Linked DNA regions of Mus musculus: region 2 is linked to region 1. The links are chromatin contacts, found by Hi-C or POLR2A ChIA-PET in ENCODE. All regions are on one chromosome and are shown on one strand. The core of a region is the stretch at or near the end of the contact, and the rest is flanking DNA. Distances in the headings are between cores, read along the strand shown. Region 1 overlaps Cul4b (cullin 4B). Region 2 holds the start of Stag2 (stromal antigen 2).

The links. Hi-C counts contacts between places; a loop is a spot of excess contacts on that map. ChIA-PET counts read pairs that join two places held with the same protein, here RNA polymerase II (POLR2A).
Region 2: a map of regulatory T cell shows a loop between it and region 1 (8-fold over the local background). The contact joins the promoter of Stag2 here to the enhancer-like site in region 1. A Hi-C loop is called at or near these places in 1 of 37 maps with a recorded cell type or tissue (regulatory T cell). POLR2A ChIA-PET finds 5 or more read pairs at or near these places in 1 of 5 experiments (embryonic stem cell).

Annotation. Positions count from the first base shown.
Region 1 is chrX:38,562,388-38,568,418 of GRCm38, reverse strand. It overlaps Cul4b (cullin 4B), which reads left to right. Exons shown (of 23, transcript NM_028288.5): 3 at 3,313-3,486; 4 at 4,211-4,756. Among named protein-coding and RNA genes, the nearest start is that of Cul4b, 11 kb to the left of the region's middle. Within about 2 kb of position 3,803, at least 1 of the 3 ENCODE cell types and tissues checked has a DNase peak (open chromatin) inside an H3K27ac peak, as active enhancers do.
Region 2 is chrX:42,146,726-42,152,318 of GRCm38, reverse strand. It overlaps Stag2 (stromal antigen 2), which reads right to left and starts at 2,165. Exons shown (of 34, transcript NM_001290713.2): 1 at 2,028-2,165.

The DNA of each region.
Region 1 (6,031 bases), core at 2,554-5,053:
ATGTGGTACACATACATACACTCAGTTGCACATACATACTGATAAATATACTTTTAAAAACACATTTAGGACTGGTGAGATGGCTCAGCGGTTAAGAGCACTGACTGCTCTTCTGAAGGTCCTGAGTTCAAATCCCATAACCACATGGTGTCTCACAACCACCCATAATGAGATCTGACGCCCTCTTCTGGTGTGTCTGAAGACAGCTACAGTGTACTTACATATAATAAATAAATAAATCTTTAAAAAAAAAACCACACATTTAATCCCAGCACTTGGGAGGCAGAGGCAGGTGGATTTCTGAGTTCGAGGCCAGCCTAGTCTACAAAGTGAGTTCTAGGACAGCCAGGACTATACAGAGAAACCCTGTCTCGGAAAAAAAAAAAATTCGGGGGGCGTATCAAACCATGTTATTCAGAGTCCTGAGAGTAGGGAGGGGCTGTAGAGAGCCACAGGGTAGATCTTCCTGGTTTCCTCATAACTAAAAACAAAATGTAGGACTTCATATTAATGCCTGTAATATATATGTCCCTGGCTAGCTTAGAATTTGCTGTGTAGGGGCTGGTGAGATGGCTCAGTGTGTAAGAGCACCCGACTGCTCTTCCGAAGGTCCGGAGTTCAAATCCCAGCAACCACATGGCGGCTCACAACCATCTGTAACAAGATCTGACGCCCTCTTCTGGAGTGTCTGAAGACAGCTACAGTGTACTTACATATAATAAATAAATAAATCTTAAAAAAATTAAAAAAAAAAAAAAAAAAAGAATTTGCTGTGTAGACCAGGCAATTCATGGAGATCCAGCTGCTTCTGTCTCCTGCAAGCTTCAATTAAAAAGTGTGAGCCTTAGTGGAAAATGTGTTTTAATGTTGAGAATGTGTTGAATTCTGGTTGGCAAGTGTTTTGAGTGTGTAGATATATTTTAGTTATCCCCAAGTTAGTTGAGTTTTGATACAAAAGGCATTTCATAAAGCATATTTTTTCTTTTTGTTCTGAGGGTATAAGAACAAAATTCATTCCTCTCATGACACAGTGGTATTTAAGTTGTGCGACAAAATGTACACTTAAAAATATTAAAATTCCATATCCTTATTAAAATATGCTAACTATATGAGGGTTGACCTGGCACAAAATTAGGTTATGTCAAAAGAAAGATTATTATTAGTCATTTTAAGGAAAAGGTTATTTTTACCATAAAACTCAGGAAAAATTCTTGGAGAATTTCCACATGTACATCATTCAACACGGAAGCTGGCTTGGAAGCCTGAGGCAGAATTGAAACCCTGTCTATCTGAGCTACCAAATAAGTTCAAATCTGGCCTAAGAGACCCTGTTCCCAGCTTCTGGGGGTGGGGCTCCTGGGATTCCTCACCTCCCTTGAGGTCCTGAGGGCAGTTTTATCTTTTCCGGGTTGGGGGGGTGACCTTTAGCAAACACAGCAGAATGTATTGAAATGTAAATTATCCCCCCCCCCCCACACACACACAAGTCACCTCTCTGCCCTACTGTTTCTTCTTTCCTGGTTGTTTTTCTTCTTCCTGGTCCTGTAGCCTAAATTCTTTAGAGATTTTTGGCATGAGGTCAACAACTAGCACAAAGGTGTGGAATGGTTTTTGTTTTTTGAGATAGGGTCTCTTTAGCCTATTCTGGCTTTGAATTCAAGGCAATCCTCCTGACTCAGCTTCTTAAATGCTGGGATTACAAGTTTGAGCCAAGGTGCGCAACCTTTCCAGGAAAACTTGCATTTCAAGGGCTTTTGGGGACACAAAGGAGTGGTTTATTTGCAGCCTTCTTGTTTACCACGCAAGGCTGCTCCTACTCCAGCCACAAGGCTGTCAGTTCTGAGTAGGAAAGCCTCGCTTGCTTAGCCTTGCTGTGTGCCGTTTCCCAAGTTGTAGACTTCAAAGTTTGGTAGAACAAACATTGTTATATAGGCTCTTGTTATATAGCCTGGGCTGGTCTTGAACTCAAACTGGCAATCCTGTTTCTCCTTCCAAAATACTGGGATTCCAAGCATGTAGAACCGCACTAAGGTCCAAGGCACGTTTGAAGCTTTATTTTCCATACCTCCAACCAGACATCCTATCTTCTAGTCTCATTGCACTTTACATAATTAGATAAAACCCTTTCATAGCTAAGGATATACTTTCTCTCCCCACTCTCTCCTCTCATTTTTTTTTGAGGATATACATTATATTAATCTTGCTTTGACTCCCTCATTTGTGCTTTTCTCCACAGTCATTTCTGGGTGTAAACAAGAATATTAGGTTATTTTGTTTTAAGGGATTTTACCCCTCGATGCCTTTTCAGAGGTCGTTATCTGGGGTAGTAGCTAGCATGTGCACTCTTTCCACACAAGCTGTTTACTGTGCCTGCAGTTACAATGAGCAGTATCTTGGCACTGTAGTTTTGAGTTTGTCTCTCCTTCTGAGAATGCCCTAAGATTAATTATTTTTGTTCTTTTTGAGTGTGTGCAGGCCCAGCCTGGCCTCAAACTAGGTATACTCCAGCCTTAGCCTCCAGAGCACCGGAATGACAGGTATTTGCCAGTGCTGTCTAAAAACTGTCCCGCGGGTTAAGTAAAAAAAAACAAAACAAAAATCCGAGACTTTACAGAGTTTATCGTTGGTAATTTAAATTCCGAGTTATTTATTTATTTTTTTATCAACAATCTTAATTAAAACTTGAGGTCTCATGGAACACACTGGTAGGGAAACAGACTTTTGCCAATAGTGTATCTAAACTGAGAGTTGGTAAATGAAGTGAGTCTGAGCTTTGTTTGGTTTACAGATTACTGATTTGATAGGGTGGGAGGGGTGAACCCTGAAATTGTGCTGGATGAGGCTACATGGCCTTCGAAAGTACCTTTACTCTTGCCAGTAATCTTAGAAAATGCTCTCGGTAGGAAGGTAACAGAATGTCCGTCCAGCTGTTCTTATTGAGGCAATCAAAATGCGGGCCCTGTGGGATGTTGTGTTACAGAGAAAAATGAGAGATTGTGTTGCTGCACTGAGTAAAAAACTTTCCTCCTAGCTAAGCCCTCTCCGCTCCCTGATCATAGCGATAGTCCTCTCTAGCAGGGGGCATGCTTAAGTTTCCTCTTACTTCAGCTTCTTCCCGTGGCCTTGCAACTCCTTAGTCCTTCATCTTGGTAAAGTTTCCCTTCGCCTTACTTTTCTTCCCACCCTCTTCTTTTCCCCAGATAGTTTACCCCGCCCCTAGCCTGCACCACCTACTCTGCCTCACCGGAGGCTTCCCGCTTCTTCTCCCGCCCCCCCGCCCCCCAACCAACCCTATCTGCCCGCCCTCCGCAGGTTCGGAAACCTCCAATCAAGAGCGCCGAAGGTGTCGCCAAGGTCCGCCCCGCCCTCCCTATCCACCTCTTTTACCCCCCGTGTTCCCTCCCCCAACCCCCCCACCTCAAGTCCGGCGGACCCGGGGGCTTCAGGATCTGGGAGCTATGAAAAGTGTCTGCCCAGGCACTTCCGGTAAGAGCGATGTGGCGCGAAGCTCCCCGCGGGACCCTTAAGGATCGGGTGGCCGACGGTGAGGGAGCCCGGTGGGGAGGGTGCCGGCAGGGAAGGGGTGCGGGAACCGGACCCCGAGTGAGCTGCCCGGAGTGAGCGTTCCGGGCGCTTCCAGCCGCCCCACGGTGAGTCGGCGCCCCCGCCTCCCAGGCCGCTCGGGTCCTCCTCTCCACCCCCCACTCCGCGAGGGTGACGCCGCCTCTCCACGGGCGCCGCGTGACCGGAAGTGGCGCCATCTTTAGCCTCTTGTGCTATTGACAATAACAAGCCTTGGCTCGCTCCCCCTCCCCCTCCAGCCCTGCAGCTCCCCTCCCTGAGAGAGGGAGAAAAGGAGGAGGAGCTGCAAGCTTCACTGGCTCCCTCTCCCCAGTCGCGCCTGCGGAAAGTGGGGAAGAGGGGACGAAAGCAGGGGAGGGGGGACGGCAGGGCTGTTTACCTGTCTGCCTCCTTCACCCCCCCACCCCCCGTTCTGTTCACTGCCGGTGTCAGCCTATCCGCCTTCCCAAGCCCTCCCATTCCCCCGGTGTGCCCCCCCCCCCACTTTCCTCCTCGTCCTCTGTGCTTCTCCTCTTCCTTCCCTTCCCCCTCCAGCATTGCCACCTCTCCTACAAGCACGCAGGCACATAAACGTAGGCTTTTGATGCTCCTCTGCCTGTTGACCCCGCTATTTTCATGTTTCCAACAGGTTTTTCTTCCCCCAATCCCTCTGCTGCTTCTGCTGCTGCTCAGGAGGTCAGATCTGCCACTGATGGTAATACCAGCACCACTCCGCCCACCTCTGCCAAGAAGAGAAAGTTAAACAGCAGCAGTAGCAGCAGTAACAGTAGTAACGAGAGAGAAGACTTTGATTCCACCTCTTCCTCTTCCACCCCTCCACAACCCAGAGATTCGGCGTCCCCTTCAACCTCGTCCTTCTGCCTTGGGGTTCCAGTGGCCACTTCCAGCCACGTACCTATACAGAAGAAGCTGCGGTTTGAAGACACCCTGGAGTTTGTAGGGATTGATACGAAAATGGCTGAGGAATCTTCCTCCTCATCTTCCTCATCTTCGCCAACTGCTGCAACCTCACAGCAGCAGCAGCAGCAACAACTTAAAACTAAGAGTATATTAATTTCTTCTGTGGCTTCAGTGCACCATGCAAACGGCCTGGCTAAATCTTCTACCGCGGTCTCTAGCTTTGCTAACAGCAAGCCCGGCTCAGCTAAGAAGTTAGTGATCAAGAACTTTAAAGGTAACCAAGGCCAAAATCCATAATCACCTACTAAGAATTTGACACTTGAGCAGTCACGTGTGTGCTATTTATGTTAATATATTGAACAGTATAGAGGTTGCCTAATGTTTTATGCGTAATCAATGAGTGGAAGGGAGGTCCTGTTTTTGGTGGAGGGTTCTTTCCCGAGGTGTTTGTGTCCTTCCTGTGAAGCATACTCTTTGAGTGTTTCCATCCAATGTTTTTGAGGTCTGTCTCACCCGTTCTAGTTCTATTTGATCTGCTGTTCCTTCCCACATTGACAGTATGGTTGATAGAGATTTTACTGGTGAGAAACTTGTTTTCTAATGAGGTCCATTTCAGGTGCATAGTGAGTCTTGGCACTACTGAGATTCTTGTTTTTATAGGCCACATACTCCAATCCCTAAAAATGTAGGTAGCAAGGGTGACAGTTTCCTTTTTAAATGAGATTTATGGTTAGGTTTTAAGTGTAGAGTACTGTATTTGTGAAACTAGCAGAGTTTGGCGAAACATCTTTTGGGTTTCTGCAATCCTTCCCGAAGGTAAGGTCTGAAAACGAAAACTGCTGTGTATATACACCGAAGTAGTGACTATCACTAGTCTAAAGGTAGAAACCGTTAACTGCGTCTTTCGTCACTACAATGGGCTCTTAAGTACTGACCTGCAGATATTAGAAAATGTGTGTATCCTGGTGTTTGAGATTACTGCTTAGGAGTTTGATGAACATAGAAAGTCAGGGTTTAAAATGTATTTTGACTTAACTTTTTATCTGTTGAATGTGTTTCTGTTTTCCTGGTTTATTTTTTTCACCCTCCTCAGCTTGTGCAGGTAACTAGATGCTAGAACTGTATTCAAGATGGGGAAGTGAATGAATGAACTTAAGGCCTTGGTGGCTAAGTATTAGCTTGTGATTGAAATGTTGGTGTGAAAAAGAGCACTGTGCTACTTGTCTGAAGCAGGGGGTTATATATAGTATTGTTTATTTTTAACCCTTTCCATCCTCATGCTCTCAAGAGTCTTAAATTCTTTCTGATTTATTAGTAGAGCTTTCTAAAGTGAATATGAACTGTATTTATAGATTTATTCATTCATTGTTTCATTTAAAGAAAACCAAAGTAATAGGGAAGGTTTTTTTTTTTTTTTTTTAAGAAATGAGCTGTGATTCTAATTTCATTTGCAAATTGATTTCTCCTGAAGGCATTAGGGCGTTTGAAATCTTTAATTTGTTTAACTTATCACAGATGAATGAAGTTTAAAGTCTACATTAAATTTCTT
Region 2 (5,593 bases), core at 916-3,415, 3.6 Mb before region 1:
GCTCCAGACAGAATTAGGAGACCGCCTCCTGCTTTTGCTCCTAACCAATACGCAGAGAGAGAAGGTTGGCAGGAAAGTGCTGCGAGGACAGTAACAAACACCAGCAAGCTCCCGAGCAGGCCCTGCTAGAGCCAGGAATGACGCACTTCGGTAACCCGACTCTTTCTCCCCTCCACCCCCCGCCCCCAGCAGCGGTGCTGACACCGCCAACAGCCCGGAGTAGGAAAAAAGACAACAGAAAAAAAGGCAATGCTTGGACCGCACTAGGTTTCATTAAGAAACCTCGATTATTCCTCTTTCGACACTAGCCACCAGGACCAAACAGGAAAAGAAGCTTCGTGCTTAAGCAAGTCCCATCATGGTGGTTTAAGTCACTAAATTAAGCTGATAATGAGTCCAATCCACAGAGACATATATACAGGGTGTGGCTGCTGTGAAATACGGCGGTCCGTGGGAGAAAGGGGGTACGGAATTTACACTCCAATGTGAAGGGAAGATGGGGTTTTACCAGGGTCGAGGAGGAGGCGGCCCGCGCATTTTAAGGAACCATTGCAAACCAACACAAGCGTCTCCTTTACTTAAACCTAACCCCACAGATCAAAAGTTTCTGATAGACATAGCATAGAAGCTGGAAATAATCATTAAATCAAAAACCACGACCCTCAATTTAAAAACTACATACAGAAGAAAGGAGGAGGGAGAGGGAGGGAGTAGGCAACAACATAAAAAAACATCCTAGGCCACGGAGAAGAAAGTCTCCCAGACCGGATGAAACTACTAATGCAATATTAAAAATTCAAGTCGAGCACCAAAGCCCGAAAAAAAAAAATCACACGAGAACCCATTACCGTTGAGGATTAAAAATAAAATGACATATAACACCAAGGAGAAGAAACTAAATGCCGAAAGTACAGCGGTTTATCAAAAAAATAATAAAAAAAATCAAAACTAAAGGCAAAACAAGACATTGTCGCGGCGGGAGGGAAAGGGAAAAAAAGGCCGAAATCAACAATACGTTTACAATTCTAGGCCAGAAGAAAATGGGAACGGGGCTCAAAGTTTTGCGGAACTACTTGATGCTGTTTCCCACACCTTCTCTCTCCCATGGCCCAGCCGACCCTTTTTCTCCTAAAATTGTAGTCCGCAGATCTCCGGATACGTGAGAGAAGAAAAGAGAAAGTCGCCCTCAAGCAAGAATAAAAGTGTGGAGGGAAAACAGAGGCTGCCTACCTGGGGCAAGGATCAGCTCAGTTCGTGCCTTGAGAAAGACAGTGCGGGTGGGGGTGGGAACGAAAAAGCAGCACTAAAACTAAAACAAAAGTGGCGCCAAAACCCCCCAACAAACAGCCTTCCACTCCCGCCCTTCCCCCCCCTCCGCCCATGCCAGGCAGGCAGGGCCCCCTTCGGGGCAAGCTCTACGCGCTGGGGACCGACGCCGCCGGACCCCAAACGATTTCGAAAATTGGTGCCCTAAGAAAACTGACCGAAGTCGGGGCCTCGGGAAGGATGGAGAGATCGATGCCAACCGCTTTGCCCAAGCAGTTCCCCCACCACGCGCTGGAGATGATGGGGCGGGGGAGAGAAGCCGAGGGGCCCGTCACATGAATGTTGTTCCCTCTCTAGGAAGGGAGGAAGAGAGGGAGGGAGGGAGGGAGAGAGGGAGGGGAGGGAGGGGAGGGGAGGGGAGGGGAGGGGAGGGGAGGGAGGGAGGCAAGGAGGGGAAGGGAGAGGGGAGGGGGGACGAGGGAGGGGTGTGAGCAGAGTAGATTTTCCCTCGCCTCCCTCGGTCCGAGGCCCAAATAGACACAAACGAGCCTGCTCGGCCTCCCCTCCCCCCGGGTTCCCAGCACCACCATCTTGCTCGCTTCCTTCCCCGCACCACCACGGCGCGCTCTCCCACCGCCACCACCACCACCCCCCCTCCCCGCCACCACACGCCACCGGGCCGTGGCCTCCCCGGGTTTGCCCCTTTCTTCTCCACCCGTCCCCCCCCCGAATCCCGGCCAGGGATGGCACCCCCACCCCACCTCCAGTCTGGGGGGCTCTCGTCCCCCTCCACGGGCTGCTTAAGAGGCCCCGGGAGGAGAGGAAGCGAGCGAGCAGGCTACGCGGAGGCGCCGAGCCTCCATCTTGCGCCGCTGCGCGTTCTCCATTTTGGGCCACCCGTGGGGGGGGGAGCCCCCTCCGCCGAGGTCCCCGGGGGAGACTTGGGCGAGGGAGGCGAAGGGACAACCTTCCAGCGAGGGGAGTGAGAAGGGAGCGTCTTGCGCTAAAAAAGCGGCTCCGGGAGGAAGGAGGCGGGGAGGGGACGCAGGGGGCGACTGCAAGTTCCTTGGAAGTGTTGGGGTAGCGACTTGGGGACGGAGAGGACAGGCAGGGGGTGACGCGGGGCCGGGGCGACGCTGGCTCGCTCCCCGCCCGGACACGGCCACTCGCTCGCTCGCTGCCCCGCGCGGGGCCCCCTACGAGGCCGCGGCCCGGCCCCGGAGCGCCCGGCCTTCTCGGCTCCCTCCCGGCCGGCCGCACGCTCTCTTCGCCCGATCGCAAGCACACACACCTCACGGTGGGCCGCGCGCCCTCCGGGTGCCCCTCCAAACTTCTAGAAGCTTCGCCTCCGCCATTTTATAACTTACCTCCCCCCTCAGCGTCTACAGAGGCAGCAAGGAGACTGTTGGCCTCCCCCACTCCTTCCTTCTTTCTCAGGCCGGGGGCTTCTTCACCCCTGGGCTGGTACAAGATTTTTCCCCCTTCCTCTTCTTTCCACCCTTGAGTTCTACTGAGGGACGGAAGCTCCCGCGGGTCTAGAGCCGTGGGGGGGTTTGAAAGTGGCGGTCGGATCCGGCGGGGTGCTTTTTTTGTTTTGTTTTGTTTTTTTCCCTTTTTTCTGTATTTTTTTTCCTTTCTTTTTTTTTTCTTTTCTTTTTTTTTTTTTTCTTTCTTTTTTTTTTTTTTTTTTTTTTTTTTTTTGGTGGCGCTTCGGGATTGTTTGGGGTGTTCGCTCTTCGGCGACTTGGAGGCGAATGGAACGCGCAGGCGCCATCTGTCGGCCGCGAACCCGCGGCCCAGCTCCTGTTGGGAGGCAGCGGCATCTAGCGGCGGCGGGCTGCCATTGCGGCGCGCGCCACGCAGCCCTCCCACCCGCCAGCCTCCTCCCCGTGTCGCCGACCAATCGCCGCCGCCGGACTCCCCGCTTCCGCGGCTCGGACGCCTCCTGTGAACGGGGCGCCCGCAGGGGCGCGCCGCCGAGTGGGGTAAACAAGCTGGCGTGCCCGCGCCTCTCTTACTCAGCCGTTGGGACGCGCTTCCGCCCTGCGCGGACTGGCTGAGGGCCCACGGCGCCACCGAGGAGGTCGCCGAGAGGCCGGCGACAGTGTCCACTGGAGCCCCGCCGTGGGAATTCCGGGGCTTCAGCGGGCCGATCGTCCGGCTCCCCGCCCCCTGCGCAGCCCTGGCAGCCCTGCAGGCTAGCAGCACCCTTCAGAGCTCTCCAACACAACCCACCCCAGTAAAGGGCCACTTGTTCCCAGATCTCTGGTTTCCTCACGTCCTTTCCAACACTCCTCACACTTCCTCCCCAAAAGACCCAACTAGGCCACTTGATCCCAGCGAGAATGGATAGCTTGGCAATTTTGCTTGCTTTCTTTTTTCCTTCGAGTATGGTTTAAAGATTCTCTTTATCAGGAAGACTACGGGTGGGGGGAATTACATATAATTATACATATATATGTGTATGTGGATATATAGATATAATTTTCAACTCACTATTCCTGATCCATAAAAATGTGAGCTCCATACTCAAATTCTACTAGACTTAGGGAGCTGGACTACTAGGCTAATTGGCCGCTCAGCCGGTTTTATAGGTGACTTTTGGGGGCGGAAGAGGAGATGGGACCAGACAAAGTGGCGTGAAATCCACGTGCAAGGACAGGGTTAGCAGGGGACCTGTGGAGATTACTAGACACTCACTGCTGCCTTGTGTGGAGGCGGCCTTGCCACATTGTTAACAATTACAGTTCTTGGTACTTCCTCATAGCCCTCCCACAAGTATTTTGAAGTACAGAAAGACCTTTTGCACCCAGTCCAACTCCCTTGACTCTTTATCACCCTTGGGTGTTTATTGTGAGGATATTTTTTCTTTTTGTCACTTCATTTCCAGTCCACCCTACATGACCTTTGCCTAGAGCACTGTATGCGGGGGTGGGGGACACTCAGGAATGGCCTGTCCCTGCCAAACTTCTCTTCTCCTAGGACAGGAAGGGAACTATTAATAACAGTGTCTCCATTGCTGTTACAGAACTTCCTAGCCGCCTAAAATAGCCTCAGATTAAGTAGTATTTGTTCCATTTGTTTTACATATGGATTTAAAATACCTTCCTCCGTATTAAATTGTTTCAAATAAGTAATAAGACAAATGGAAAATATTATGAGCTGAGGAAATGGTGACATTACACCCAATCAGGAATCACAGGGCATTCCTGATGCAATATAATGATGACTTTCAGTCCTTCAATTCTACTCCATATGTGTGGTCTATGTCTTAGTAGGTCTTCTCCCATCCACTGATCTTACTGGTCAGTTTCCTTGGAACTTCAAGAGTTATGGTATATTTAATCAAGTGAGCAGAAGCAACTAAATGTCAACAAGAAGTAACGCCTTAAATGTTTTCGCTTACCAGTGAAGCATCGGAGGGGAACAGCATTCAAACCAAAGTTTCCATTTCTCTTCTAAACCAATTCTTTGCTAGAGTTCTGTGAAGTTTTCAACAAACTGAAGTTTCACAATGGCGCGGCTTAATAGGGAGCATAGAAAGTTTACAGTTAAAACAACATTCAACTGGAAGTAATAGAACAATTGGGCTGTGAGGCAAAGAGTCTTACAGTAACTAATAGTTCGTTTGTGTCCGTTCTAAGGAAATGCCTGTTTTAGTAGTAACTGGAAACTTGATGCCCTGCTCCAAACAGCACACCATATACTTTCCCGCACGTTTTAGAAATTTAGGTTCTGAGTTGTCTGCTTTAAGTCAAATTGAAAAGTTCCTCTTGAAATTTGCTTTCATTTTGAGAAAAACACTGCTGAAAATTAGTAACTGTGGCATAACATCAGAAATTAACTTCGTAGCAAATGTCTACTAATACTCAGCAGCATTCACAGTTGGCTCTTTTTGCTGTCTTTCTTTCAAAAGAAGTCAAGCCCCAGTATCAAAACTCTCAATCTGCGGGGCGTGGTGGCGCACACCTTTAATCCCAGCACTTGGGAGGCAGAGGCAGGAGGATTTCTGAGTTCGAGGCCATCCTGGTCTACAAAGTGAGTTCCAGGACAGCCAGGGCTACACAGAGAAACCTTGTCTCGAAAAAAAACACAAAACAACAAAAAACAAAAACAAACCTCTCAATCTGTTCCTTCAAGGATCCTAAGAAGTAACGTCTATTTTGTATAGGACTAACAGACCTGCAGACTTCGTCCTTCCTTTTTGAACCAAAAACAAAAATTCCTTTCAGGTGTCACTGATGTCAAACTGTCTTTTGGTGGTGATTCTTTTATGTGTTTGTTTGGGGAGGGTTTGGGAGGGGTTGGTTGGTTGTGAGACAGGAAT